2 separate regions of the Homo sapiens genome follow, and region 2 is linked to region 1. A link is a loop called in an ENCODE intact Hi-C map of the cell type or tissue named here. Cell type or tissue: PC-9. All regions are shown on one strand. Each heading gives the region's core, and the rest is flanking DNA. Links, peaks and the distances in the headings are about the cores only. Region 1 overlaps NOL10 (nucleolar protein 10). Region 2 has its middle 46 kb from the start of ODC1-DT.

What was found. A loop is a pair of places that touch in the nucleus more often than their neighbours do. Peaks named below come from ENCODE experiments on the same cell type or tissue, not always from the same donor. Only the 100,000 strongest peaks of a DNase experiment are listed, where the experiment ranks them.
Region 2: it touches region 1 in a loop (5-fold over the local background); 2 of 110 quality-filtered maps call a loop at or near these places.

Annotation. Positions count from the first base shown.
Region 1 is chr2:10,591,007-10,606,538 of GRCh38, forward strand. It overlaps NOL10 (nucleolar protein 10), which reads right to left. Exons shown (of 21, transcript NM_024894.4): 15 at 12,072-12,151; 16 at 11,770-11,868; 17 at 9,847-9,936. Among named protein-coding and RNA genes, the nearest start is that of NOL10, 91 kb to the right of the region's middle. In PC-9, for the core only: no CTCF peak of the experiment used is centred there; a DNase peak (open chromatin) is centred at 7,105; H3K4me3 peaks cover 517 bases; H3K27ac peaks cover 1,968 bases.
Region 2 is chr2:10,487,608-10,503,139 of GRCh38, forward strand. No RefSeq gene overlaps it. Among named protein-coding and RNA genes, the nearest start is that of ODC1-DT, 46 kb to the left of the region's middle. RefSeq lists enhancers at 5,855-5,914, 5,935-5,984, 5,995-6,104, 6,155-6,294, 9,946-10,478 and 2 more. In PC-9, for the core only: no CTCF peak of the experiment used is centred there; DNase peaks (open chromatin) are centred at 3,344, 6,034 and 10,444; H3K27ac peaks cover 697 bases.

The sequences.
Region 1 (15,532 bases), core at 3,931-11,930:
TGCAGGCAGTTGAGTTCTGAATATTATTTGTGTGACAGACCTATACAAAAGTTTAGTAAATCATAAGATATTAAGGAACTTGGCCTGTTTATTATTTGTATGTACCTAAAAACAGATAAACCCTTACCTAAAATTCTAAGATATTAAATGCAGCAAGTTTCCCTGATTAAACATCATTTCCAAGAAAGACTTACAACGAAGGGAAAAAGAAAGGTAAGATCGAGTTCCTGATCCTAAACTAGTAAGGAAGAAAAAACACTGCAAACACGTGCTACTAGGCCTCTTCTGAGGGCTGCTCGGTAGTGCTGAAAGTGCCACAGGAGAGGACAGAAAAAGGAATCCCAACAAAAGACACCCCAGGAGGGGCCCTGGGGGGTGCAGCATCAGGGAGGGGGCTTGAAAGATGAGTAGGTTTCAACAAGTAGAAATCTGAAGAAACAGCATTTCCAGCCGATGGGAGTGGTGAATAGTCTGGCGACATAAGAATGATGCAATTTCAAAACAATTTTTTGATTGGGTCATACTGTAAAGGATTTTAAATACCATGACTGTTATTTTGAAGATATAAGGGGAAACCACTAGCGAAGAGGAGGAGGGGGAGGAAGAAGAGGAAGAGAAAAAGGAAGAGAAACGAAGGAGGGAGACAGGGAAGGAGGGAGGAAGGAGAAGATGGATGATCAACAGAAGTGTGCTTCAAGACTCCCAGATGACAGAACTGGCCAGGTGGTGGTTCATGCCTGCAATCTCAGCACTTTGGGAGGCTGAGGTGGGAGGACTGCTTGAGGCCAGAAGTTCAAGACCAGCCTGGGCAACATGGTGAGACGCTGTCTATACAAAATATAAAAAATTAGTCAGGCGTGGTGGTGCATGCCTGTAGTCCCAGCTACTTGGAAGGCTGAGGTAGGAGGATCGCTTGAGCCTGGGAAGTCAGGGCTGCAGTGAGTTGAGATCACACCATGTACTCCAGCCTGCGTAACAGAGAGACCTTGTCACAAACAAACAAACAAACAAACAAACAAACCAACCCAAAATTGTGCTTCAAAAGTCTGCAGCAGCCTGATGTCTGACGGACTGCTGAGTAAGAAGTTAGCATCATGAGAAGACTAAGAAGCCATTTTAAGAAACTGGCAAGAGAGACAGGGCCTGAATTAGGGCAATGGGAACAGACAGTTTTTAAGAAAGAATAATTACGAGATACAGTTCTAAATTAGAATTGACAGATCCAGCTATGGAGATGGGAGGGTTAAGAATTAAAAACAGGGTTAGAAACTTCTCTCAAACATGTAGCTTAAGCAACCAGAAAGCTGGCGACACTGAGTTAGAATCCATCACTGGAGAGCATTAGGAAAAAACGCAGGGGTGGAGTAAAGGGGAAGAAATCACGCTCCATTTAGGGCTGCCTATGCCTGTGGCACAGGGAGAAGAGCACCAGGATTCAGACGGACACCACTAGGTGTCTGGGAACGATGCGCCATGTCTCAGGAGAAGGGAGGGGGCTATGATGTAAATTTTGGAGTTATCTGTAGATATCGGATAGATGATAGTGTGAAAGATAATTTCAAATGAATAACTATGTGCCTATTACACATTTTCAGGTTAAAAAAACCCAAGGGCAAATATTTACTTTTCATCTTACTATATTTATTAAAGTAATAATCATATTTAATAAATAGAGAAAATGTTACAAAGACTACATATGTTGCTGGTATTAAGATTTTTTTCTTAATTTAAAACAAATCAATTGCATTGCCTAAAGACAAGTATGCTTTGGATGAACAACTATAAAATAAAACCTCTTCTGACCCAGCTTGTAAAAATATTTCCCTCAGGGTTTTTTCCTAGTCTGTTTGTTTTCACAGCTGTCTTAAGGAAAAAAGTAGGATAAGGTATAGCTATTAATGTTCTATAGGAGCTTACAAGTGTCTGGCTAGTGATCCGTCCTATAAATACCCGTCTACACATGCTCAACTTTACCATTAAAATATAGAAAACATTAAAGTACTATTCATACCACAGTCCTACCTGGAAGAATGGTATCTGTCTACCTGAGTGGGACGCCTATTATTATTTTGTTCCAACATAGTAACATATATGAAGAATGATTGCCATTTGAAACAAATTAGTTTTTTTTTTTTTCTTTTTTTTCTTTTGAGATGGGGTCTTGCTCTGTCACGCAGGCTGGAGTGCAGTGGTGTGATCTCGGCTCACTGCAACCTCTGCCTCCCGGGTTCAAGCGATTCTCCTGCCTCAGCCTCCTGGAGTAGCTGGGATTACAGGCACGCGCCACCACGGCCGGCTAATTTTTGTGTTTTTAGTAGAGACGGGGTTTCACCAGTTGGTCAGGCTGGTCTCAAACTTCTGACCTGGTGATTCGCCTGCCTCGGCCTTCCAAAGTGCTGGGATTACAGGCGTGAGCCACTGCACCCCGGCCAATCAAATTAGTTCTTTCAATGCTATGATACCTATGAAGTTAGGCTGGTACAGACTTCTGAGTAAAGATGGTGGCTTGAACACTAGTATCTTCTAATCTCTCCTAAAACTTCACTAGAACAACAGAAAAGGAGCTTTATAAAAAGGGCATAAACCCTTAAGAAAAAAAGGAAAGGAAATAGGGGTAATAAAAATTTGGAAGCCAGAAAGAAAGCCTATTTAAAAATCACACCCCAGCTCTGGAAAGCCTGGCCCCAGCCCTTTCCCACGGAGAAGTTGCTTGGCTGAGGCTGGCACTGCAAGAGCAAGAGAGGTGTGCTGGCCACAAGGAGGGGAGGGCAAGGCTGGCACATGGGGGTGAGGTGCCCTCTGGACCCCTCCAACCTCTTGTGACCTACAGTGGTCAGTTCTAGGAATGCTGGTAGCCAGGCCTTTACCCCCCCAAGCAGGAGGACCTGACCAGCCAAGAGAAAGACCTAAGAGACAATGACATGTGCAGTGTCCTTCCCCAAACAGTGTGGCCAAGTCACTGCACACTGACTGAGGGACCCTGTCCCCACCTAGAGTTTTCATTCAGTTTTTTAACTCTCTTATTCCTCACTGCCAAAAAATAACTATGGATCATGGCAGGAAAAACTAATTGAAATTTTCTTTCAAGAAAATTCCCCAGCACTGAAGACCGAACTTCTAGACTGAGATGGGCTTGCAGCACAGTACAGTCGCTTCGTGTCAGGTTTCCCAGGACGCTTCCTCTTCCTGGGCTTACACTGTTATTTTAGAGAAACAACTCCCCTAGCAACTTCCCGAGGAAAAGCAGCATTTAAGGGGAATTGGTTGTTGTTGAGAACTTGCATGTCTGAAAATATCTACCATACCCTCACATTGACTGACTGCTTGCCTAGGTTGGAAACTATATTCCTTCAGGAAACTGAAGGTTCTTGTAATTCTCTGTCCAACATGGGCTGAGGTGAAGTGAATCCCCAGGATAATGGTAAAGGGAGGTCCCGGGATTAGAAGGTGACCAGGCTAGAATGGAATGGGGCAGAAAATTCTAGAAGCAACTTCTTCAGGAAGGTAAATAAGCATAAGTCTAACCTATCTAAACACCTCAAAATAAGACTTAGAGAACTGACATAGAATTGGGTGTTGATTAGTGATAACTACATAGAAAACGAGCAAGAGAGACAATTATTAACTTCAAAGTACACAAAGATTGAACAAGAAATGCAGTCACAGATTACTACTGACTCGGCTGGAAATAGCACTTACGTAGGCCAGGCATGGTGGCTCGTGCCTGTAATCCCAACACTTTGGGAGGCTGAGGTGGGAGGATCTCTTGAGCTCAGGAGTTGGAGACCAGCCCGGACAACACAGTGAGACCTCAGCTCTACTAAAATATATACATACATATATATTAGCTGGGTGTGGTGTGCACCTGTAATCCCAGCTACTTGAGAGGCTGAGGTGAGAGGATCACTTAAGCCCGAGAGACTGAGGCTGCAGTAAGCTATGATTCTGCCACTGTACTCCAGCCTGGGTAACAGGCTCTATCTCAAAAAACAAAAGTACAACAATGTAATGCTGAATACCAACTTAATCAAAATCACAATATAGCTTCCTTGGAAAGGAAAGTTATCAAAAGATAATGCCTAACACTAAAAAGTTAAGAGGTAGGACTACAGGCAAGAGGGAGGGAGGGGGAGGGGGCAGAGAGAGAGAGAGAGAGAGAGAGAGAGAGAGAGATTTATACCAAAATAATCAGCAAAAAAGGCAAAAGTGGTTGTCTGAGAAGAGGTGAAAATGGAGGAAGGCAGAGGGAGGAAAAGGGGCAGACAATGGGATGGCCTACATTCCTAACAAACCTTGGAGAAATGTTTAGGTTTTTTTTGTTTTTGTTTTTGACAGAGTCTCACTCTGTTACTGGGCTGGAGTGCAGTGGCACAACCATGGCTAACTGCGGCCTTGCAGGGAGATCCTCCCACCTCAGCCTCCTGAGTAGCTGGGACCACAGGCATGCACCACTACACCCAGCTAATGTTTTGTAGAGATGCGGTTTCACCATGTTGCCCAGGCTGGTCTTGAACTCCTGGGCTCAAGTGATCCTCCCTGCCTTGGCCTCCCAAAATGATGGGATTACAGAAATGTTTTTTTGTTTTGTTTTGTTTTTGTTTGTTTGTTTGTTTTTTGAGATGGAGTCTTGCTCTGTTGCCCAGGCTAGAGTGCAATGGCGTGATCTTGGCTCACTGCAACCTCTGCCTCCCAGGTTCAAGCAATTCTCCTGCCTCAGCCTCCCAAGTAGCTGGGATTACAGGTACGCACCACCACACCCAACTAGTTTTTCTATTTTTAGTAGAAATGGGGTTTCACTGTGTTGGCCAGAGTGGTCTCAAACTCCTGGCCTCAAGTGATCTGCCTGCCTTGGCCTCCCGAAGTGCTGGGATTACAGGTGTGAGCCCATAATGTTTGTGTTAGGCACTGTGCCCAGACTGAAATGTTTAGTTTTTAAAACTATGCATGTATAACTGTAATTTAAAAAAAACAAAAATTTTAATTGATACTAAAAAAGCTTTAAAAATAATATTTTGGATGTTAAAACTGACCTGATCCAACCCAAAGTATCTGTACCTAATTGTATTCCCTAGAGAGATGAGGTATTACTTTAATATAAGTTCTCAGTGGTATTTAGTAATTCCTGAAACTGCTAAAATATCTCTTCCATGGGTTCCTAACCACAGAATACACATAGCCTAGAACAGTGATCCTCAACCTTTTTGGCACCAGGGACTAGTTTCGGAAGACAAGTTTTCCACAGATGGTGGTGGGGGGCGGGGGGCGGGCGCGAGGGAGTTTTGGGATGATTCAAGCGCATTACATTTATTGTGCACTTTATTTCTATTATTATTACACTGTAATAACAATGAAATAATTATACAACTCGCCATAATATAAAATCAGCGGGAGCCTTGAGCTTGTTTTCCTGCAACTAGAAAGTCCCATCGGGGGCTAATGAGAGACAGTGACAGATCATCAGGCATTAGATTCTCATAAGGAGCTCGCAACCTAGATCCCTCGCATGCGCAGTTCACAATAGGGTTCATGCTCCTATGAGAATCTAATGTGGCCACTGACCTGACAGGAGGTGGGGCTCAGGCAGTAATGTGAGCAATGGGGAGTGGCTGTAAATACAGATGAAGCTTGAGGTTCACCTCCTGGTGTGCGGCCTGATTCCTAAAAGGCCCCAGACCAGTACCATGGCCTAGGGGTTGGAGACCCCTGGCCTAGAGATCTCATGCACAGTCCTGCCTGAGCTGCTGCAGAATGAAAGAAAAGTACATTCATCAGAGACTTTAAGGCCACAGCAAGAAACTGACAAAAAAGACTAACATACAAAAAATGATACCTATAGGAAAAATAGCTCTAACCAAAACTCAAACCCTCACAAATCAAACAGATCACAGATGCCCATGCCTCTCAAAGCTGTTTGTGCATACTGGAAATTCAATACATATTTGTTGAAAGAATAAATACATTCATTCATTTTTTTTTTTAAAGAGATGCTGTCTTGCCCTGTAGCCCAGGCTGCAGTACAGTGGTGTGATCATGGCTCACTGCAGACTCCAACTCCTGGGCTCAAGTAATCTTCCTGCCTCAGCCACCCAAAGTATTGGGAATACAGGCGTGAGCCACTGCACTCGGCCTTAATTGTTAACTAGAATTAATGCAACCAAAATTTCTGAGTTTGGATAATGTCCATATAATACTGATTGACATTATGTGGTGGGCCACTTCCCATTTTAGGTTCAATATCAACCATACAGTAAACATCTTATTCGATTTTTGTGTTCTCAGTGGCAGCAATATTTAGGAACACATTTCACTGTCTCCAATAAATTTCAGCTGCAGACAAGGCAAAACATACCTTTCAAATTGGTATTGCAAGATACCTACTTTCAAATCAGGAGGTATCACAGCTAGTAAAGTTCTCAAGCTTTTGAGGAGCTGAGTTCAAAGGCGAGACTAATGATCTGCTGATGAGACTTAGCAATTCTTTCAAGTAGTCTTTTAAATTATAATGAAGGATTCTTTCCTTAATTCATGAGTGATTTCTACGATCTTCACTTTACATAAGATGAAACTGTTCAACAACAAATTATACAAACTTTTTCCAAGCACAGCCTCAGATTTTCAAAAGACCATATATAAATATTTCTGGAATGAAACTGAGCTCTGATAATAGGTCTGATTTGGGCTAGGAAGTCACCAACAAGAAGATTAGGGGCACATTTTACAAATAGTACTCTTTGGAAGAATTCTGTTATCACGTGATATGGCTACAAAGATCACATTTCCAGCTATGAAGAGCTGAAGAGAAACTGCTGTTTGATGGAAGAAGATAGGAATTTCTAAGGTTCTTCCTCCTTTTCACTGGAAGTAAAATGGTACACAGCTTGGTAATTCTTTACAGGGTGACCCACCAATAGGTTTTAAAATAATCAAATGCCATCCTGATAGTTAATTAGAGAATATGTAGCAACAAAATGAGTGAACATCAACGGAACGTAGATGTGACTGGAGATAACAGAAAGGCAAGTTCTTGATTCGCACGGTGCCAAAAGGAAGGAGTAGCTAAGGAATGCAGTTAAAGAATACCAGGTGCCCCAACAAGACGGTTCAAATTTCAGTTATCTCTGTTCATCAACTGAGTATGTTCATAAAGTATAACTCCACAGCGAGCTCTTTAGTCCACAAATCCCTACGTAAATAATGGGTTGCTTTTCTCAAAGCCTGTCAGTGACCGGACACTGCATCAGGCGGTGTGATGCACCGTGAATTTCCTGTTCAGTTCCTGCAGACAGGACGCGTGTGTAACTGTTGCATTGCTTCTTCAGATACCGAAGACAAACTCGTGTGACATTTACAAAAAAGAATAATTTACAGAGAACTAATCAACAAGATAAAACTGCAACAACAAAAATGTGAATCAAATTTAAAGGGAGTTATAGAAGAAAGAGCTGGCTGTGGGAATACAGGGAATGTGGCTACTGTCACTGGCTGGCACTCTAAGTCTGTAGTGAGGGGACCACGTAATGGTGAACCTCTGAAAACAAATGAGGAAAACAGCTGTGACAAGAAGAAGAAAAGTGTCCCAGTGGAAGTGACACTGGCAAAAAACTTTACATGAAAGGAACTCTCAGAGACAATTCATAACGTCAAAAGAGCAAAGGATGAAACATCGGAAGCTTATCCAAACTTAGAAAGTGAGTATGACAATTTGCTGAGGCAAAGAAAAATGCTGGCTCCGTATCAAAAGTTTAGGAGGAGAAAAAAGTAAGCACTGTTCCAAGTACTATTGACAAAAGAAATAAAAGAAAGAAAATAAAATACTCAATTAGGCTTTATTCCTAATGTTTTAAATTACAATATAATGAAAAGATCCTAGTTTTCCAATTTATAATGGACAGTAAGAGAGTTTTTAATGTTTTGTCAAAAATGTTTAAAGGCATGGAACAATGCTAATTTTCCCACCTGACCATGAGGATTGCTCTGCATGTGTTCAACTTGTGAGGTCATTTCCACCATCCTGCACTATGGGGTATTCTAAATCTTCTCTGGCTGCCCTCAACCTCAGCAAAGGTCTACAAAGAAATGGGGGGAAGGGAAGGGCACTTCTGCATCTAGATAATCACAGGGCCTTATAAACAGGCTCTGGTATAGCATGCTGCACAAAGTAGCAAAATTAAATTGTAACTTAAGTATTCTTGCCTCTATCAGATGATAAAGACTCTGGCATAAAACACAGATAGGAATGCAAACATCTACAGTCTAAGTTAGCTCTACTCTCTATCTACTGAAGCCTTAGGGCATGGCATGTACATCCAAAGATCACTTCCATTTAGCTTTTACTGTAAAATGACATTACAAAGCAGAAAAGTTACCTCCCTAATCATGCTTAGGCTTAGCTAACAAGAAGATCAGTGTGAATACTCTGAGGAGAGAGTCAACACAGCAGCAAAGACTTGTATTCTAAACACTTAAAGATATATATATTCATTTATACACATTGGTGTAACTTAGGAAGGTGCAGAGCCATTACACACAGACATAAATTCAAATATTAATAAGTTTGAGGAATTATTTCAACATTGGCATACTATTCATGTCATGAAAATGGAAACCTAAAAGTCCTCTATTTACTTGAGAGGCTTCCAGAAATTAAAATTTAAACAATATACTAAAAGAATGTAATAAACGAGGATGAGGGGATGCAGGGAAAGACTAAGGAAGCAGAAGACAGCAAGGGGGAGTCTTGAGTCTGAATCCATTTGGAAAGCACAGCTCTAAGAATGCCCATATCCGGTCCTTGCATGTTACAGATGAAAAAACTGTGACCCCATGAAGACGAGCAATCGCCCAAGATTACATAAGCAGTGTGCCAAGAGCTAGGAACAAGACCCTTCAGTTGCAGTCCCTGGGTATTGAAAAGCATGAACAGAAATGAAGACAAAAGGAGCTCACCCATCTTAGATGCACGTACCTGGTTAAAAACCAGAGGACAGAGAAAGAATAAGCTTAAAAAAAAAAAGAACCTCCTGAGGGCACCACACAGCTGGCCCAAAACTACAAGGTCAGCTCCTTACTCATTAGGTTCTGCAGGCTGTCGCAGAGATCAGTTCTTTCCAACTCATTCCAGCACATAACCAAGCTTGGCTATCTGCCTGCCTCATCTAAGCAGAGAAAACAAGATTGGCAAGGACCCAGGTACCTTCATACATCTGAAAACACTAGAAAAATCTCACCTCTGGACAATACCAACTAAACAAAGTGCTAACTTTTATTTATCTTATGACTGATCTTTGTCTATTTTCACATTAATAAAGGAAAGCAGGTGGAAGTTACACTTCAGCCTGCATACTCGTAAGAACACCAAGTCCAAATAAAAATCAGTTACTTCTGGAGTTATGAACAAAGAAAAACAATAATCTAAACGTTTAACAATAGAAGGATTGAGTAAATTATAATCACTTCATAAAACAGAATATGTAGCCATTAAAAATATTTACAAAGAATTTTTAACAAAATGGGAAACCACCTGTGTTATTTTAAAGAATCAGGATAAACATTTTACACATACAAGACTCTTGCTATTGTAGTTTCTAATTTTGAAACAAATAAGACAGGAAGAAAATTCACTGAAATATTAATGATGCCTTTCTCTGGTATAAGAATCGTAAGGATAGCTTTCTTCTTGATATTCTTTTCTATTTTCCAGACTTCCCATCTTAAGCATATACTAATCTTATACGCAGGAAAGAAAAAGTCCTACATGTATTTTTAAAGTAAAAAGAAACAATAAAAAAGATGTAAGTTACTATCAACAAAACGCAGAAACAATTTGCCGATACTTTTTCACCTTACCTTAACTTTCTTTTTCCATGTAGATTTCTGCTTCTCCTCTTCTTCCTCAATTAATTTAAGTGCCAGCTCTTTGTTAACTTTTGGCAATTTCTAGAGAGAAAATAAAAGCTGGTATTTTATTTTATTTTAAAAGCTAACATATTTACATATTAGCTTAAAGGTAAACAGTTGTGTAAGTATAATTTCATAAATAGGAGATAACTAATTCTTATTTTATTATTTTTTTTTTGAGATGGAGTCTCGCTCTGTCACCCAGGATGGAGTGCAGGGGCGCAATCTCAGCTCACTGCAACCTCCGCCTCCCGGGTTCATGCCATTCTCCTGTCTCAGCCTCCCGAGTAGCTGGGACCACAGGCACCCGCCACAACGTCTGGCTAATTTTTTGTATTTTTAGTAGAGACGGGGTTTCACTGTGTCAGCCAGGACAGTCTCGGTCTCCTGACCTCGTGATCCGCCTGCCTGGGCCTTCCCAAAGTGCTGGGATTACAGGCATGAGCCACCACGCCCAGCCAACTAATTCGTATTTTAAAAATTTCATTATCCTCATAGTAGGAAATGTAGACAGGTGATGATACCAGGTGGGCCACATGGCAAAAAAACGGCAACCCCAGCTTACTGCTAGGGAACTCGCCCTCATTTCTCTTCCCAGGGCACTGAGAGCCTCTTTCCAGTGCACTGAGAGGCAGCGCAATGGCTCATGACTGTAATCCCAGCACTTTGGGAAGCCGATGGGAGGCTCACTTTAGCCCTGAAGTTAAAGACCAGCCTGGGCAACACGGCAAAATTCTGTCTCTACTAAAACTACAAAAAATTAGTTGAGTGTGGTAGTGTGCGCCTATAGTCCCTAGCTACTTGGGAGGCTGAGGTGGGAAGATCACTTGAGCTCAGGTCGAGGCTGCAGTGAGCTCTGATCATGCCACTGTACTCCACCATGGGCAACAAAGCAAGATCCTGTCTCAAAAATACACCAGAAATCTTTTAACAGTCTGGAAAAACAAAAAAGTACTGAGGGTAAATGCAGAAAACAGTCACTAGTCTTTTATAGTGACAGAGTATGTACGTATACCAACGTTCAGTTATACACATTGGTATCATTTGGTGGTTGAAATGAACCAACAGGGGCGGCTGCAGACAGACTGCAAGGCAGGTGCAGGAGCAGGGCCTGCCCTTCTCTGTCTACACTGGCATCACACAACAGCAACTCTTTGTCCTGGAAACAACAGCTGGTTCCACAGCAGTGGTGGATTCCAGTTTGCAGTTTCCAACGCTCCCAGGAACATCCTTGCTATTATGCCTCAAGGGCCCTGGAACCGGCCTGTGGCCCCTCCTCAGAGGCCTGGGTCCAGCTCCACGGGGCCTCCTCTTCCTATTCCCCAGGCTGTTCCGCAGCTCTGAGTTGGTGGCTGCTTCCTGCAGTTTACCTCTCTCCTCCATCCTTTAGCAGTTCTGTCTTTTCAGTTCTCCAATACCAAGTTAATCATTCTTTACATTAAATTCTATGTACTCAGACAGAGAGTGCAGTTTACGACTGTCGACCATTTCCCATGATCCAAACAGAGCCTAAGATACGGCCAAAGGTCAGTAAGGAATAGGGATTAGCAAAGCCCGGATACTCCAAAAATGGAAAACCCATTTAAAAATGCTATCAGGTTTCTAGTGGAGGTGACAATATCAATCATTCTAGCATTATGTCCCACAGTACAATTACCGCAGAGGTCATAATGCGAAAATTGTAAAGAGTTTTGCACCCTCATGACAAACATGACACACTGATGACAAACAAACTATACCAAAAATATCAGTAAAAGATGCAAATTAAAGATGGAAAATCAAGAAAAGAATGGCAGATTTCTTTGGAATAATACACAAAATGGAAATTAAGTACTCTTCTCTGATAAATTCAATGGTAAGTATAATATTTACCTTTAACTGGACTCTCTGTGCACGTGTTTCTTCTATTTTCTGTCGTATTTTATCTTTCCTATATTCTTCATAAGCAAATGGATTTACCATCAGTTTCACCTTTTCAAAATGAAAAAAGTTTTTAAAATAAAAGAATGGTATTTGGTAATATCATTTTCATATACACCACGACAGTTATGCCAAAGAACAGGCAGATCCCCTACAAATCCTATGTATGATTTATGAAAGTGCGAGTAGTGAGGAAATGGCCACAGACTGCGCATTAGTTACCTGAAACATAATAACTGTAGTTTTCTGTTTACCTTGTGATAGAGTCTTATATCCATGAAAAACCCATGCATATATGCCCGGAGGAAAGGAGATCCAATGAGGTGGGTGAGCCCTGGGAAAGGTCAAACAGAAGACAGCAGGTCCTTATGCAATCTTCATTAACATTCAACAGTTTTTCTTGGGCAACAATTTGATTATAGTAAGATTTCACTTCAGACTAAAAATTTAAGGATTAGAATTACTAATCTTCTTTGATATCTATAGAGAACATTTAATCTACTTCAGCAATATCATCCTTATTTTAAATGTAATAATACTACACACAAAAATGATGAGAAAGTCCTTATGAACTAAGACAAAGAGGGTTCCCTTATACCCTCTGAGTGGTCCTCAGATTTTTTATTTCCACAAACAAGTTCAATTTAGAAAATAATACTGGGGATCAACAGTAAGTTGCCAAATTGAAATGAGGAGAAGGGAGAGAGGAGAAACATTGTCATCGACCATTTGCAAAGACAAAGGACACTCACAAAAACAACGTAGAAAGAACCGTCTTCCAAGAAAGAACAGCTGACAAATTCCTACCACCATATATAAACATACATACATGCATATTAATACTCATATCACATATGCACTCCTCATCAGGGACTAATGAAAAGTCCACTGCCAGTCAGCATTTGAGAACCCTGCCTCAAACAATACTTTCACAGAGTTTCCCAGTTTTAATAGGTTACACTTAGAATTTGTGGTGCTGGTGGTCACATAAGAATGCTCTATGTCACAGGAATTATTTATTAATTCCAAATATTGACACAGAAAAAGACTGAGATCTTCAAAATAAGTCCACATGTGATGTACTCACATGCAGAACATTTACGATATATGTCAGTGGTCCCCAACCTTTTTGGCACCAGGGACTGGTTTTGTAGAAGACAATTTTTCCACGGATGCAGGGAGGGACAGTTTCAGGACGAAACTATTCCACCTCAGATCATCAGGCATTAGATTCTCACAAGGAGCCCACAACCTAGATCCCTCGCATGTGCAGTTCACACTAGTTTCACGCTCCTATAAGAATCAAATGCCACGGCTGGCAGGAGGCGGAGCTCAGGCAGTCATGCTCACTTACCACTCGCCTCCTGCTGTGTGGCCCGGTTCCTCATAGGCCACCCACCAACTGGTATGGGTCCATGGCCCAGGGGTTGGGGACCCCTGGTATAAGTGACTGTCTTTCTAAGGAAAGCATTACTCTAATTTCCAAATTTTAGAAATATACATCCATCTAGACCTGAAAATCAAGTACTGAGCAAAATCATACAGTAGTATAAAATAGTATATGTTATAGAACAATATAAAAAAGAAAATTAAATTTAGGATATTCTCATAACGGAATTCTAAAACTTGATTAGGAAAATACTGTCATAGAATTCATTAGGTTAATAAAAATATGGGGTTTGCACTTTCACAATGGAGTCCTAACAAAAGAGGGCTGAGCCTTAATGAAACGTGAATGTATACAACTGCACGTGTATATTCTCTAAATCTTCCTCAGGATAAGGGTCTGATTAACCACTACATTATAAAATACATATACCAGTGATTGCAAAAGTAATTTTTTGTTTCCTTTATTAATGTCACAGAATTAATCCAAGTCAGGTCATAAATAAAAACCAAGTGAAGCGCTTTTCATAGCGAAACAGTCCTAACCCGAGAATCGGATGCAGCAGCATTTCCTACAGTTAACTCCATGGATCACTAGTCCCAAGAGATCTTCTGAGAAAAAAGGGCTCCATGGTCAAGTAAGTTTGGGAAATGTTTCATACTTTCCTTCCGTTTGGAGATTTACAATGTATGATGGTATTAAAGGCTCTAAGAAGTATGCGAGGTAAAGAAATTGATTTAACTGTGCTTAACCTAGCATTTCCCAAACTTATTTGCCACAAATCTCCTAAAATAAAAGGGTGCTGAATATTTTCCAAGCATTTTCTGATTCATTCTCCAGGCAACCCTATAGGTTGGGACCAATATTATTCCCATTTTACATATGAGGAAACCAAGGCTTAAAGAGGCGAAGTGAATTGGCCAAGTTGTGCAGATATTAAGTGAGAAAGGTGGGATGTAAACCCATGTCAGTCTACCTGTAGTGCCCACAATATCAGCCACTATGCTATCCACCCAGTCCTTTTTACAGACGTAATTTTCCAAAGAACGCACTGTGGGAAATACCAAGCTATAAGATCTGCTGTTGGCCATATCCAGAAGAGTCAGAACTTGCAAATCTTCAATATACTAATGCTGCACTAAAAATAATCTTAGGAAGTAAGGGAAGTTCATTACTTACTTCTACTCTTAAGATATTCTATTTAGAAGGTTTTATATATTATGGGGAAATGATAAAAGCTCATTTGACATCAAAAGATATTAGTAATATACATAAAATGCTTTCTAGTATAACTGTCATTTTGTTGAATATCTATTTCTATAGTTTTAAAAATGAGCAGTACAATTACTTTTTAACAAAATATACCTAAACTTATATAACTCCTTTTTTCACCCAAAATAAACCCAGTAAAGAAACTGAAAAAGAACCCAAAATGTACTAAACATAGTAGTTTTTAAAAAATCCATAAAAGAACAATGACCTTTTTTCATTCGATTTAAGAATGTAGGTGAGTGTGACAGCATATTATGAAAATTACGTTGGAGACACTTAAGAAGGCACTGCAGTAAGAAGGTCCTATTTCATTCAAGTCATTTTTTAAAAGGCTAAATTCAGCTCTTTTTTGGTAGTAACTGACAGAAAGTAATTCCGCCTGGATTAACTGTGCTATGAGATATGGGTTAAAAAGGAAGTTTAATTAATCTAATGGTAACATGATTCTGTTTTAATACTCAACTGTTGTTGCACATCTATTTGTTCCAAAGACAACTAAGTTGCCTTGCCTTGTATAAAATGGATCCTCTAAGTTTTCCCACTCTCAGTAACTTCTGCTGTAGCCCTCTGACAGCAGCAGAACAAGATGAGCACCATCTACTCTAACCTAGAGGAGGGCTAGGCAAGCAGGCGCAACATGTCCTGCAGGGGCTGGGATGGCTGGGGAAAGGGCACGGACTCTTGGATTTAAAGCTCAACTCTCAAGTTTACTACCACTGAAACTTCTGGCAATGTACATTTATCTTTTTTTTTTTTTTGCCTCAGTTTCCTTATCTAATGGAATCATAATAGTACCCAATCCATAGGGATGTGAAGATTAAATGAGTTACATGTAGAACGCTTAGAATACTGCCTGCACAGACTGGGCGTGGTGGCTCGCACCTGTAATCCCAGTACTTTGAGAGGCTGAGGTGGGTGGATCACCTGAGGCCAGGAGTTCAAGACCAGCCCGGCCAACATGGTGAAACCCCGTCTTACCATGCTGCATGGCAGTGCACATCTGTAATCCCAGCTACTCGGGAGGTTGAGGTAGGAGAATGACTTTAGCCTAGGAAG
Region 2 (15,532 bases), core at 2,717-10,716, 100 kb before region 1:
CTCAGGCCCCTCATCTGATTCCGGTTTTCTGGCTGGCCTCACTCCCAGGGCCCCTTGCCCACTTTGGTAAGCAGATCACTGATTAGGCACGGAGCTGTGGGGGCACACACAGTCCATACCCTGGCTGTGCAGCTGCACCAGACACAGGGCATCCTCAGGAGCTGCCTCCAATTCCATCTGCTGAGGCTTTTCAGCTCCAATTCCACCTGCCGAGACTTCTCACCTCCAATTCCACCCACAGAGGCTTCTCACCTCCAGTTCCACCTGCCTAGGCTTCTCACCTCCAAATCTATCCACCAAGGCTTCTCACCTCCAATTCCACCCACAGAGGCTTCTCACCTCCAGTTCCACCCACCGAGGCTTCTCACCTCCAGTTCCACCCACTGAGGCTTCTCACCTCCAATTCCACCCACCGAGGCTTCTCACCTCCAGTTCCACCCACCGAGGCTTCTCACCTCCAGTTCCACTCACCGAGGCTTCTCACCTCCAGTTCCACCTGGTGAGGCCTCTCACCCCCACTTCCATTCATGGAGGCTTCTCACCTCCAGTTCCACCTGCCAAGACTTCTCACCTCCAATTCTATCCACCAACGCTTCTCACCTCCAGTTCCACCTACCGAGGCTTCTCACCTCCAATTCCACCCACCGAGGCTTCTCACCTCCAGTTCCACCCACCGAGGCTTCTCACCTCCAGTTCCACCCACCGAGGCTTCTCACCTCCAGTTCCACCCACCGAGGCTTCTCACCTCCAGTTCCACCCGCCGAGGCTTCTCACCTCCAGTTCCACCTGCTGAGGCCTCTCACCCCCACTTCCATTCATGGAGGCTTCTCATCTCCATTTCCACCTGCCAAGATTTCTCACCTGCTAGAACCAACAATGACTCTCTGAGGCCTCTAGAGCTGCCTTCACATTTCAGGAGAAAAATGACTGCTTACAACTTTTAAGAGAAATAGAAATTAATCAAGCCACCGACTCAGGAGAAAGGCTTGGTCACTCATCTATTTTGGTCTGCTGAGCTGGAACTCAGGGCCCTTTCCATTGTGGACATTCATGCCCTGTAGTTTGAGAAAATGTTCGTGAACGATTTCGTTGTTTATTTCCTCTCTTGTTTTCTCCTCTTTCTGGAATGCCCTTTTTTAAAAAAGTTGGGCCTCCTGGTGGGACCTTCCATTTCTTGTCTTTTTCCATCTATGCCTTCACTTTACCTTTTTGCTCTACTTCCTAGAATTCTTCAACTCAGTGTTCTAGTCCTTCTGCTGACTGTTTCATTTCTGCTCTCAAGTTTTTAACTCTCAAGAACTGTTTTCTATTTTCTGAATGTTCCTTTTCTATACCATCTGTTTCTTGTTTCGTGGGTGGAATTAGCATTCCTTTCAGAACCCAGTAAGAATGATTCCCCGTGTCCCCCACCCCCACATAGACATTTCCTCAGCTTACCTGTTTGTTTGAGCCTCTGTAGTTCAGGATCTGAGATTCTCAGTTGTCTGCACCTATTAAAGTGTGAGTGCGAAAATGGCAATAGGAATTCCGGAACACGTAGCATCGGCAGGGCTGCCAGGGGATCTTCCTGGGCCATTTATATTGAATATGCCCAACCTTTTTTTTTTTTTTTTTTTTTTTTGAGACGGAGTCTCGCTCTGTCGCCCAGGCTAGAGTGCAGTGGTGCGATCTCGGCTCACTGCAAGCTCCACCTCCCGGGTTCACACCATTCTCCTGCCTCAGCCTCCCGAATAGCTGGGACTACAGGCGCCTGCCACCGCACCCGGCTAATTTTTTTTGTATTTTTAGTAGAGACGGGGTTTCACCGTGTTAGCCAGGATGGTCTCGATCTCCTGACCTCGTGATCCACCCGCCTCGGCCTCCCAAAGTGCTGGGATTATAGGCTTGAGCCACCGCGCCCGGCTTGCCCAACCTTATCTGTATCTTTAGGCCTTTATTTTGGAGCTGGTGGGATTGCAAAAAGCATCTTGGTGTGAAGATGCTTTTTTTTTTTTTTTAATCCTGTTTTAAAACCTGGTCACAGGTTCTCAAATGCCTTCAATAAACATTTGAGAGCAGTTTCACACAGAACAGAATCAGTTTTTGAAAATCAGATTTCTATGGTGCCTGCTCTAAGAAAGTAAGATGCACCCAGAATGCAGGACCAGCACCAGGCTGTGCAGCTGCACCTGCTTTGGAATTTCTGGAAGGTGAGGGCAATCACTCTGGCAACATGCAGGCAGAGAACCAGCCTCACTTTGCATCAATCAGCAGTGAATGTGACATACCCACTGTGGCATCTAGGTAAGCCATAGGGAGCTGGCTGTCTCAGCCAACAAAGATTCCCTGGATGGCCTCTGTGACAGCCTCTAGCAGGACGGCGTGGGCAGAATTTCAGAGGGTTCACAGCTCTTCCAGGGAGCTTGCATGCATTCAGGGTCTGGATCTATTTCACAACATGTCTGATTTCTTCTATTCTGACTGCTCTTGTTTCTATCCACTGGGAAACTTCTGATTACTTCTGTCTCGTGCGATCCAGAGTCTCAGAAACAGCACCCTGATGTTCCCTCGAGTCTCTCGGGTGACTGAGTCATGGTTCTCACTGTTTGCAACTCCTACCAGAAAGTTCTACACATTGCCTGCAGGCTTTGGAAGACACCACCCAAACAAAACGTTTAATTTAAAACTCAGTCCCCAGGAGACGAGAGTAGTGTTGTTATTACTTATCGCTTCTGAAGCGTTCTGGCTCTGAGCCTCTGGGGATTCATAAGGCCAGCAAAGCCCCCATTCAAACATTTAGGGTGGGCGCTGCATCCTGGGTCAGCACAGTTCGAAGCTGACCGTGGAGTAAAGAGAAGAGTGGGTGAAATCTCCAATAATGCACAGAATGCTGGGTTTCCAAAGAGAGAGGGATATTTATTGATTTATTTATTATTCTTAGTTTTGTTTTTTGAGATGGAGTCTCACTCTGTCGCCCAGACTGGAGTACTGTGGCGCAATGTTGGCTTACTGCAACCTTCACCTCCTGGGTTCAAGCGATTCTCCTGCCTCAGCATCCCGAGTAGCTGGGACTACAGGCATGCACCACCATGCCTGGCTAATTTTTTGTATTTTTAGTAGAGATGGGGTTTTACCATGTTGGCCAGGCTGGTCTTTGAATTCCTGACTTCAGGTGATCCACCTACCTTGGCCTCCTGAAGTGCTGGGATTACAGGCATGAGCCACTGAGCCCGGCTGAGAGAGGGATTTTTATTCCCGGGATCTGTCATAAGATCTGCCGTGTCATGGAGCAGTCAGCCTCAAGTGTACTCACAGGCAAAGTTCAGTGTTATCTAGATCCAGAACAAGGAAGTTGCCTTGTTCCACAAACATTAATAGAAGCCCTGGAATTACGCTCCAGAGGTGCAGAGCTGGCTGAGCCTGGGTCACTGCCTCAAATGAGTTCACAGTGTCCTGAGGGAAACAGACAGGGAAATGCCGCATCGGCATGCTGGGGCCAGGAGCAGTGGGTTACCTGAGGCCTGCATGGTGTCTGAAGGGATGGGGGAGCCCCAGGGGGCAGTCGTCTTCCCCCAACATCAAGGCCAGACTCAGAGCTCAGTGCTCAGGGGTTCTTGGCCCCACCCTGTAAGAGAGACATGGACAACAAGGAGCAAGTTCAGAGGAGCAGCTGGAGGCTGAGGGGCTTGTCCCCATGTCCTGCGTGTTCCCTCAGGGAACTACAGTTGTTTTGCTGGAAGGAAAAGGCTGGGAGTGGCAAGAGTGAAAGGGAGAACATTGCTGAAAGAAATTAAACAAGACTTAAATAAAGAGGAAGACACCCCATGCTTACGGATTGGAAGACTTAATTGTTAATCTGGCAATACTTCCTAAATTGATCTACAAATTCATTGTACTCTCTATCAAAATCAGGATGGCCCTTTTACAGAAATTGACCAAACTGATTCTGAAATTCATATGGAAATTCAAAGGCCTCAAAATAACCAACACAATATTGGTAAAGAAGAGCAAAGTTGGAGGACTCACAGTTCCCAATTTTAAAACCTACTACAAAGTGATTATAATCAAGACAGTCTGGTACTGGCTTAAATATAGGCATATAGATCAATGGAATAGAATTGAGAATCCAGAAATAAACTCATATGTGTATGAACAATTGATTTTCAACAAGACTGCCAAGACAACTTAATGGGGAAAAGAACAGTCTTCAAGAAATGTTGCTGAGGCAACTGAATAGCCACACACAAAAGAATGAAGTTGGACCCCTACCTCACACCATATTTTAAAAATTCAAAAAAAGATAAAAAATTTTTAAATGTTAGAGCTAAAACTATAAAACTCTTAGAAGAAAACTTAGGTATAAATCTATGTGATCTTAGATTAAGTGATAGCTTACATTTAAGATGTAATACTGGCCAGGCATGATGGCTCACACCTGTAATCCCAGCACTTTGGGAGGCCAAGGTGGGTGGATTGCCTGAGGTTAGGTGTTTGAGACCAGCCTGGCCAACATGGTGAAACCTCTCTCTACTAAAAATACAAAAATTAGCTGGGCGTGGTGGTGAACCCTTGTAATCCCAGCTACTGAGGAGGCTGAGGCAGGAGACAGGTGTGAGCCACTGCACTTGGCCAAAAATGCCATTCTTAAAAACACAGGTTCACACAAAAATGTGTACACAAACATCCACAGCAGCATTATTGATAATAGCCAAGATGTAAAAGCAACTCAAATGTCCATCAACTGATTAATGCATTAAAAAATGTGGTCGATCAATCCAATGGAATATTATTTGGCAATGAAAAGGAATGAAGTACTGATACTTGCTACAACATGGATAAACCTTGAAAATATTATGCTGAGCAAAAGAAGCCAGACACAAAAGGCCACATATTTTGTGATTCCATTTGTATGAAATGTCCAGAATAGGCAAATCTATAGACCAGGAGGTAGGTCACTGGTTTCCAGGAGCTGGGGTGGAGGTAGTGGTGAGGAGTTTCTTTTGGGGGCGATGAAAATATCTGGAATCACATCATGGTGATGGTTGCAGCACCTTGTGAATATATTCTAAAGCCATGGACCGGTACCCATTAAAAGCACTTTTATGGTATATAAATTATATCTCAATTGACAAGGACAGTGAGAGGGAGAAGCAGCAGCACTGGCTTTGTGTTGAAACACCTGGAGGACTGGCAGGTAGATGAGGAACCTGCGGCTCTGTAGGCTCCATCAAAACTCTTGGGTATGGAAAATCCTTCCTTAGAATAAGAAGCTGCTGGCTCGGCACGGTGGCTCACACCAGTAATCCCAGCACTTTGGGAGGCCAAGGTGGGTGGATTGCCTGAGGTCAGGAGTTTGATACCAGCCTGGCCAATATAGTGAAACCCCATCTCTACTAAAAATACAAAAAATTATCTGGGCATGATGGCAGGCACCTATAATCCCAGCTACTTAGGAGGCTGAGGCAGGAGAATCGCTTGAACCCAGGAGGTGGAGGTTGCAGTGAGCTGAGATCGTGCCATTGCACTCCAGCCTGGGCAACAAGAGGGAAGCTCTGTCTCAAAAAAAGAAAAAAAAAAAAAGCTGCTATGAGACAGCACTAGCTACTTCCAGTGGCAGTGAGTTCCACATCGCTGGGAGTATTTAACAAAGCAGAGATTGTGCCACTGCCCAGGAGAGCTACTGGAGAGATTGTTCACACACAGGCTTTGGAAGGCAGGATTGACTAGATGACTATGAGTCCTTTCTGACCCTAAAACCCTGTAATTTTACAATGGATTCAGAGACACACTCATGAGCGTATAGTAGGTGCTCAGTCAAGGATTTGCTGACCCAGCTGATCATGAATGATCCTCCTAGGCCTAAGTCTTGTGCCGCCTCCCAGGTGCCAAGCCCTTTAACCACAAGGAAGCAGGTGTCTCATCCCTGGCAACAACTCTGTCCATTAGGAGGCAAGCCTGCCTTTCCCTGGGCTGACATTTCCATACCCAAACATCAACAACCAAATATGAGAACTGGCCCTTGGAGAGCCTGGCCCTGCGTGGGAACCACCAGTCACAGTTCCAGGAGCCTCAGCGCTTCTCGCCCCCGGCCCTGTGCCACCTCTCCCCGGAAGCCTCTGCCTCAGCAGCCCCTACCCTTTGCATGCCTCACTGGCTGGCTATTTACACAACTTGGGCGATGACGCTGGGGCCAGGCTCATGCCGGGGCGGCAGCTTTCTGCATGCCACATCCTGGAGCGAGGGGAACCCCCCGAGAGGATGGTTACTCAACAGCACCTGTAAACCGTCCCACTGATTCACCCATAAGCCATCCAGGGAGGCAGTGAGGCTGAGCCAGCTTTGCTTTTGCAGAATGAGGGACTGTGCTGTGGACTCAAGCTGTCTCTAGAACACACACACGTCACAAATGAGACCCTTAGAGCTGGCTACAATCCAAAGTAGATGAGTCCAGCTTCTAACAGCGTGCAGGCTGCCACGGTGAGAGTCACGGAGACCGACCCTTGGCACAATAAGACTGTGGACTGAGGCCAGTGCCTGTGGACTGAGGCTGGTGCTGTCTAAGAGTCACCCTCCCTTCCGTACATGTGTACCTTACCACCACGCAATGGCCCTCCGTGAGTGGCCGTGCCCCCCGCTCAGCAATGACCTAGCAAGGAAACTGAGGCTCACAGAGGTGACGTGTCTGTTCTAAGTTCGTGAATGCCAACTTAGAATTGGTGGAGCTGGGAACAGAACCCAGGTCTTCGGACCTGATGTTGGCCACATGGGTGGGCCCCACAGTCAGGACAAGAGGGGTGGGGGCTCTGCAGAAGGATGGGGCTGTGGGTGGACAGCCAGGGCCTTTTCCAGACGTGGGCCATGGAAGTCCAGCAGCTGGATCAAAACCCCATGAGCTGAGCCTGCCCCTATGGATCACAGGTCACAGACATGTCTTCGGAAGCCAGTCGGGGAGGCCAGGGCTGGGGCGGGCCAGGACCAATCCACACCAGAGGCACAACAGCAGTTCCCAAGGAAGAGCAGTCGAGGGCAAGGGCCAGCCAGGCTGGGGTAAAACCCCACCAGGGTTGCATCCACTTAGCTGCTGGGGAAGGGGCCCAACTGGCCACAGAGCCTTGCAGGTGGGCCAGGTGAGGGGCAGGCCGCAGGAGGGAGCTGCTTCCCCACCTGGGAGCCCAGCACTGGCGTTCCCTGCTTGTCCCACATCTGCGTCATCAGTCACCGTGGTTAACAAGGCTCCCCGTGCCTGCCACATGCCGGTCACGGAAGGGCAAGAGGGATGGGATTTGCCCACTGTCCTCCAGAGGGGTTTCCTCTGGGTGCAGAGTTAGGCAAAGTCAGCCTCCCCGCTATGGGTGGGGATATTCCCTCCCTGCTTCCTTCCTTCTTTCCCTCCCTCCCTCTCCCTCCCTCCCTCTCCCTCCCTCCCTCTCTCTCTCCCTCCTTCCCTCCCTCCTTCCTTCCCTCCCTCCCTCCCTCCTTCCTTCCTTCTTTCCTTCCTTCCTTCTCTCCCTCCATCCCTCCTTCCCTCACTTCCGCCCTCCTTCCTCCCTTCCTTCTTTTCTTCCTTCTGTCCTTTAGAGTATTATCCTTCTGCGTGTCTTGACCACAATTTCTTACCCATCTGTCTGTTGATGGGCATTTAGGTTGTTTCTAGTTGGGGCTACTGCAAATAAAACTTCTGGGAACATCCGTGTACCAGTCTTTGCATGGACATAAGCTTTCATGTCTTGGTAAACACTCGGGAGTGGAATGTGGCTGGGTTATAGGCCAGGTGTAGATTGGACCTGACTGTTCTCCAGAGCGGTTATACCTCTCCACACCCGCCAGCAGCGGCTGAGGGCTCCAGTTGCTCTCCATCCTCACCTACACTTGATATGCTCGGCCCTTTGAAGCTGAGTGTGCTTCTGTTTCAGTCACTCCCTGCACACTCTGAGGAAGCCGTCTTACCCTGTGCTGCACGTGAAGATGCGGAGTCTTCGTTTGCTCATCCTGCACAAGCCACCGGGGATCCCCGCACTCCCAGACCCTCCAGCTCCTGCTCACAGCCCACTCCTCAGTGCTTTGCCCTTTCCTATATCTTATCTTCTCATCGGCTTTACCCCTCTGCCGGTAAACTCAGCCCATCCTAAATAAGCCCTCCCTGGGCAGCACCTCCGGCGATGGCTCTGCTGCCAGATCTGCTGAGCAAACGCCCTGTGCCCCGGCCCCATCCTGCAGGCACGCCCGCCTCCTGACCCTCTCTTCCATGCTGCTTCCACGGTGTGGCTCTCCCCTTCCCATCCCACCCCCCTTTATGATGGGGTGCCGTTGACTGCCCTCTGTTCCTCTGTCAAGGTTCTTCTTGAATGACCCACTTGCTCCCCGGCTGTCACCTCCACGTTCACAACCCGAACCCCCATTTCCAGCCATGGCTGAACCTTGCACATCAGCCTCCTGGAAAGTCCTGACAGCAGGTCCCCGGGAGCTTTGCTTTCAGCCCTTCAGCCTTGGGGGTGCATCCTACATTTTCCCTCCCTACATTCAGATTCTGCAAATCGAACTGGGGGTTGGTCCAGAGTCCTGCTCCCACCTCCATCTGATCCCACCCTAGTCCTGCCAATTTCACTTTCTGAATCTTATCCGACCTCCCGGCCCACCCAACCCTGGTCCCCACGCTGTGAAATGAACTTTCTTTTCTTTTCTTTTCTTTTTTTTGAGACGAAGTCTTGCTCTCTCCGGCCCAGGCCAGAGTGTAATGGCATGATCTCGGCTCACTGCAAACTCCGCCTCCCAGGTTCAAGCAATTCTCCTGCCTCAGCCTCCTGAGCAGCTGGGATTACAGGCACCTGCCACCACGCCCAGCTAATTTTTGTATTTTTTTTTAGTAGAAACAGGGTTTCACCGTGTTGGCCAGGCCGGTCAAACTCCTGACCTCAGGCAATCCACCTGCCTCGGCCTCCCAAAGTGCTGGGATTATAGGCGTGAGCCACCGCGCCCGACAAAATGAACTTACTAAAGCACGAGTCTGACCGCAAGCCATTCTGTCACCTGTTTGAGCCTCCTGGGGCTCTTTCTCAGCCCCCAAGTGAATGCCTAGCTACATAGGCTGGCATTACTACCACCTGCTACCTGCCACCTGCCACCCACCCACCTTTGTCATCTGCCACCTCTGGCGTCACACGGCACCCTGAGTCCAGAACTTCTCAGGCCGTGTGCAAGTGCCAGGGGGCTCCACTCTGAAATGTCCCTCCTGCCTCTATGCTTGCCTGCCCTGACCTTGGCTTCAGACCATGCAGACACCCTCCCTCTCGGAAGACCCCTCTTTTGAGCTTATCTCCAAAAGAGATGTTATGCATCCCCCTCACATTGAACCGGAAGCATTGTGCAGGGCTGGGCCCCCCCTTGCCCTCAGTTTTGATTTCCCAGCCTGGCAGAGAATAAGTCCTCATTAAGATTGCTGTGAAACCTGCCCCACTTTGGCCAGTGAGTGAGGGCATGTCCAGAGTCAATCGGTCTGCCTCGCAGACACCATGATTTTATTTAACTGTTTTGTTATGGAAATGTCAAACGTACACAACGTAAACAGTAAACACAAACAAAGAGCAAATAGTATAATGAACCCGCATGCTTCCCACCCAGCTTTAATAACCTTCACGCTTTGCCACTTTTGTTTCATCTTTCCCACCAGTAATCCCCCAACCGGTGATCCTCAACTCATTTAGTATGTTTATACTTCAAAGATTATGCTGTTTCTTTCTCTTCTCCATGCTGCCATGTATCATTGCAAAGAGCATTGGCAGTGGCTTTGACCACTAGTAAATGAAAAGAACAGGGCTGGGTGTGGTAGCTCACACCTGTAATCCCAGCACTTTGGGAGGCTGAGGCAGGAGGATCACTTGAACCCGGGAGTTCGAGATCAGCTAGGACAATGTAGTGAGACCCTGTCTCTACTAAATAAGAAAGAAATAAATAAAAACATAGAACAGTCCAACATTACGAAAGCGATTGCACTATTTTATTATTAATTTCTTATTCTGCATCAAGCATGTGGCACTGAGGGCTTCATAAGCATTATCTTAAGACACTGCCAGAAGTAGGTGTCATTATTATTCCCATTTTACAGCAGCTAAAACTGAGGCTCAGACACTAGGAAATGTGTCCAGAGTCTCTGCTAGTAGGTGGCAGAGCTGTTTAACTGCACGGCCCGCAGGTGTCATTTAACCAGTGACGGTCTGAGGCTGATCTTGGGCACCTGGCGCTGGTCGTAGGAGCCCGTGGATGCCGAGCACCCTGGGCCACCTCACTTTGGGAGACGGTGAGGCTGTGCACACCACATTCCCTGCAATGATCCTGCTAAGAACAGGAGCCCAAGGTGCCAGCCGGCCACGGCAAGACAGGGCCCGCCAGCTGTTTGGAAGAGGCGGCAACAATGAGTCACCGCGCACACGGGCCGTGCCGGGGCCGGGCCGGGGCGTTGTCTGGGTGGGTGACAGGCAGCCGGGTGTGTGGGCTGTGATGTAACAGGCCTGCTGCAGCTGCTGGGTGGCAGGCGACTCACTCTCCTCCTCTGTCATGGCTTTGAATCGCCTCTGCTGCGGGAGGGGCATGGAGACAGCACAGCTCCTCCCCCAGCCCACGGCCAAGACAGCCGGCCAGGTCCAGAGGCCCACCAGCCACTCCTCGACCTCCACGCGCAGTCACCTGCCCTTCATCTTCACCTTGGACCTAGGGGGGACGAGTGGGGGGCGCGTGTACTGCAGTGGATGCTCCTGGCATAGAGCTTGGTGTAGAGAGAGAAGGAAATTCAAGACAGACCCAGGTCCCCAGTGCCTGAGGAAGGGCAAATGCAGCAGGAGTTGCTTCTTTTGACCTAAGAAGGAGAAGGAGGTAAAATGAGAAAGTGATCCTTTGTTGAGTACCTATGGGGTCGCAGGTGCAGTGTTAAGTCTCATGACAGCCCAGTAAGATGGGCATCATTCATTCATTCATCCATTCATTCAAATATTTCTAAGCACTTCTGGCCAGGCATGGTGGCTCATGAGTGTAATCCCAGCACTTTGGGAGGCTGAGGTGGGAGAATCACTTGAGGTCAGGAGTTCGGGACCAGCCTGGCCAACATGGTGAAACCTCATCTCTACCAAACATACAAAACTTAACCGGGCGTGGTGGCACATGCTTGTAATCCCAGCTATTCAGGAGGCTGAGGCAGGAGAATCACTTGAATTCCGGAAGCAGAGGTTGCAGTGAGCCGAGATCTTGCCACTGTACTCCAGCCTGGGCAACCAAGAGAGACTCCATCTCAAAACAAGAAAAACAAACAAAAAAACCCCAAATATTTCTGAGCACTTCCTTGGTCCCTCCACTGTTATTATCCTTGTTTTACAGGTAAGGAAACTGAGGCTCAAACAGACCATTTGACTCCCCCAAGCAAGGCTGGATCTAGCTCTTACAGTTGCTTTGTGTGAATTTGAAGGCACGCCTCTGGGAAGATGCAGCCCCCGACCAGGGCACACAGCTTAGCAAGTGGGGAGTCCCTGGCCAGACACCCCTAGCTACGTTCCTGACCAATGGCTGGTAGACGGTACCACCTGGCCCTTGGCGTCCTAACCACGCACTCTCTCTCCCAGGCCATACATACTCCCTCTACCAGCAAAGGTCTCACAGGGTGAGGTCACCTTCATGGGGTGTTTGATAAACTCTATGAACTAAAATAGATGTTTCTCGTCTTAAAAGGAGGCCGGAAAAGCTCTTAGGAAACGGTGAGTGAGCCAAGAGCCCAGGAGAACTGTGAGCTGGAGCCAATGGCCTGATCAAACTCAGTGGATGGAACGGGTAGGAGGCTGGTCCTGCACTGTGCGGGGGGAGGGCTGGGCGGGCAGCACTCAAGGTGGAAGCCACTCCTCCAGTCGGCCACGTGAGTCCTGATTTCTAGTACTTGAAATGTTCTGCGGAAAAGGATAACCATTGTTCTAGGTACTGGCGTACACTGCTAAGGGTAGATTTTAAATTTTCCAGCAAGAGCCGTTGAGAAGTGAAAGAGTCTGCCTTACATGTAGTGAGGTTGCCGTCATGGGAGGTATTTAAGCAAGGGCTGGCTAGCCACCTGTTCAGGCCAAGTTAGTCTGGATTGCATAATGGCTAGGGGACTTTCCAGGGATAAAACTCAGGATTCTGATTTGTTTGACAAACCCATTAGGTTACTGCATTAAGCCACTATATTAACATCCTGTAACATGCAAAGGAAATCACCGTATTCAGTTCTTAAGTGCGTCCAGGAGCCCAGAGGGCCAGCCAGACCCTGAAGAAGGAAGTGAAGGATGGAGTGAGGCAGTTCTGCAGCTCAGGAAAGAAGCCAGTGCTCCCAGGAGTTGTCACCCCACTCCAGCTGGTTTGCATGGGAGCCGCAGGCAATTCCTTGGCCCTGGCCAAGCTTCCAGCCACTCTGGCCACCCCATGGCTCCAGGCAGTGAGCACAGAGTCTGCGGCAGAAGTGGAAGGGCAGCCAGCCGGTCTGTGGCTGGAGAGTACCAGCTCGTCTGCACTGGTCGTTACAATAGGGTCATGCTTCCGCACCAGCGGGCAGAGCTGCCGCTGCCCAGCCTCCAAGATTCTGCAACTAGAGGAGGCCTGGGACCAGGGGTCTCTCTGATACTGGCCTGACAATCAGCAGGCTCATCACTGTAAGCAAAAACCCCTCGAGGGGGCTGAACACCTGTACAGATGTACACCGGTGTGTGCGGATGGACGGCCTTCTTTCTGGCCACCCAGTCTCCCCTGGCCTGGGCCGATGTGGAGGACACAGGTGAATGTGGCAGGGCCCAGTGTGCATCCAGGCCTAGGTGGGGACTCTGGCCGCTCTGTTTAGGAACCACCATGGGGACCTTGGGTGCATCGTGCCCCCATCAGCACACGTGAACAGTAGCATCACAAGTGCAGGACTGGCATGAGGGTGCTCAGCTGCTGGGTTCCAATCCTGGTGGTGCAGCCTCGGCCATATCACTTAACTTCAGCGTGCCTCAGTTTCCCCAGCTGTAATGTGGAGTGGCACTTCTCTCATAGGGTTGCCGTGAACCTTAAATGAGATAGTTCCTGTGATGAGCTCAGGAGCGCCAAGCACAGAGCTCAATAAAAGTTAATTATTATTATTTGGCACGGGACCTGTTCGCTATTAGATGCTCAATTAACTTTCCTCTCCTACCCAGCCCCGGGGACTCACGAGCCCGGGAGGGAGCCAGGCCTGTATGGTGAGCACCTCATTAGTCACAGCCCTGAGTGGAGACTCCAAACCTCTGAGTGGAGACTCTTCCCTCCCTCCAGGGCAGCAACGTTTCTGTCTCCGAGTCCCCACAGACCTGGCAGAGCCCCAGCCCCAACAAGTCAACGCCTCCTTCCTTCCTCCCAGCTCTTCTGTTGTGTCTGTGACAAACACACAGAGACGCCAGGGAGCACCTCCCCACCTTGGCTCCCTTCTCCTGCGGGTGCCTCCCGGTCCCTCCTCCCCTGCCCGAGGTCTGAAGGTGGGAATCTCCAACGCCCCTCTTTTACCAGGTAGAAGATGCTGCAGGGCGAGGGCTGAGTTGCACAGGACAGGCCTGGCCCCCATCCACTTTCCTGCTCACCCTCCCACTTCTGTGCGGTCCCCTGGTCTTCCAGGACCGGAGGCTGTAGGTTGGGCATGGCCAGCAAGGGCTGCATCCGGGCCAGTGGGGAGGTGGGACTTGAGGCCCTCGGGACTTCAGGCTGTCTCCGACTCTCTCGCTGGAGTCTGGGTGGGGAATTGGAAGTTAGGACAGGCACAGGCTATATTTTTGCCCCACTTGAAGGGTTGCCTGGGAGGGTTGGCGGTGGGGCTTGCCCCCCAACAAAACAGCTGAGACCCTGCTGTCGAAGGAACAGCTGCTGGCGGCTGGTACCTACCAGGCAGGGAGCCCCAGCTGTAACATTAGGGGCTTTGACACCCCCAGGAGGTGGTGGGAAGAAGACTGGGACCCTCCATGGGCACAGCTGGCCTACAAGCTGTAGACAAGAGCCTCCACAAGACCCCAGGCCTGCCCTCCACCCCGATGGCCCCGGGGCTCCTCCTGGCTCTGCAGGAAGAGGACTGGGCAGACCTAGGACAGGGGCAGGGCCTCTGATTCTGGCTTCTGTGTCTTCTTGCCACAGGGAAGGATTTGGCTCCTCTAGTCACAGGTGAGTTCCCTCGGCTCCCCCCAGTGCACCTGCCCTGATCCGCCTCCTCCCACCCCCACCACGTGGTGGAAGTGGACACCTGTGCTGGACTCCTCAGGCACCTGCCCCGGCAGCCAGCCTCCTTCCCTCCACTGGGCCTGTGGACACGATCATGCAGAAGCTTCTCCCCAGCTCTGACCCCTCCTCCACCAGCCTTTCCTCCCCTTCCTGCTACCCAGCCTTCTCCCTCAGTGGCAGTGGCACCAAGCCATCCAGCGGACCTTGCTCAGATCTCGCCCCACTCTGCCTAACTCACTCAGCAGCCCATGTCAGCCCCTTGCCTCCACTGCCCCCTTAATTATTGATGTCCCCAGAGATAAACCCAGGCACTCTCAGGGTATCAAATGCCACCTGGACACAGTGACACCAAGTATGGCTCTTTCCAGACCTCTCCATACCCTGCCCAAGCTCTTGACCCGTGAATCCATGTATGGTCATTCAGCGAATGCCCCACATCTCACCTGCAGCTACACTGGGAGGGGTCCGCAGGCACCGCCTTTTCAAGCCCCCTTTAGGGACTTGTGCTTGCACTCCAGGACCTTCAGGCCACCCCGCCGCCACGCCCCCCTCCACCCCCAACACCTGACGGGCCTCTGAGTCCTGTCGTCCCACCAATCTCTCCCGGATTCGGCCTCCTTTCTCTCTGCCCTAGTTCAGGCTTCTCCATTTCATGCCTGTCCTCGGTTCAGCCCCTCGCAGCCTACAGAAGAATCTTGAATGTGCAGAACCACCTTTCAAGCCTGGCTTCTGTGTCTTCTTGCCACAGGCAAGGATTTTGCTCCTCCAGCCACAGTCCGTGGCGTAAGGTCCAGTTCCTCGGCAGGCCTCAGCTCCAGCAGCCTGGCCCGGCCTCCATGGCATCTCTCCCCCTCCTCCTTTAAGCCCTGAATGTCTGCCTCTCAACACCACCTCTGGGCACAGGCTGCACTCTCTGCCTGGGATGCCGTTTCTGCCTGGCTGGCCTGCCTGGAGAGCTCCTCTTTGCTCCTGAAATCCCCTCCTCCTACAGCTCTGCAAGACCAGTGGGTCACTGTCTCCTATGCTCCCGCTGTCCCCAAGCTTCTCTCCACCGAGACACATGTCTTAGCACTAGAGTCTCTTCCCTCACTGTTCCAGGGCCCTTTGAGGTGGCAGCGTGTCTGCCCCTGCTCCATGTCCCCCAGCCCTGAGCATGACCCAGCACACAGGTCAACTGTGATTGATAGCCTAGAGCCTCAACTGCAGAGAGAATTGGGGGGTCCAGAGAAGGAACCAGGGGTCAGGCAGCAGGAAGAATTCCACCCCTCACAATTAGGAGCCTGAGAACTTGGGCAAACCTGCCCAGGACAGCTGTTAGCATTCAGAT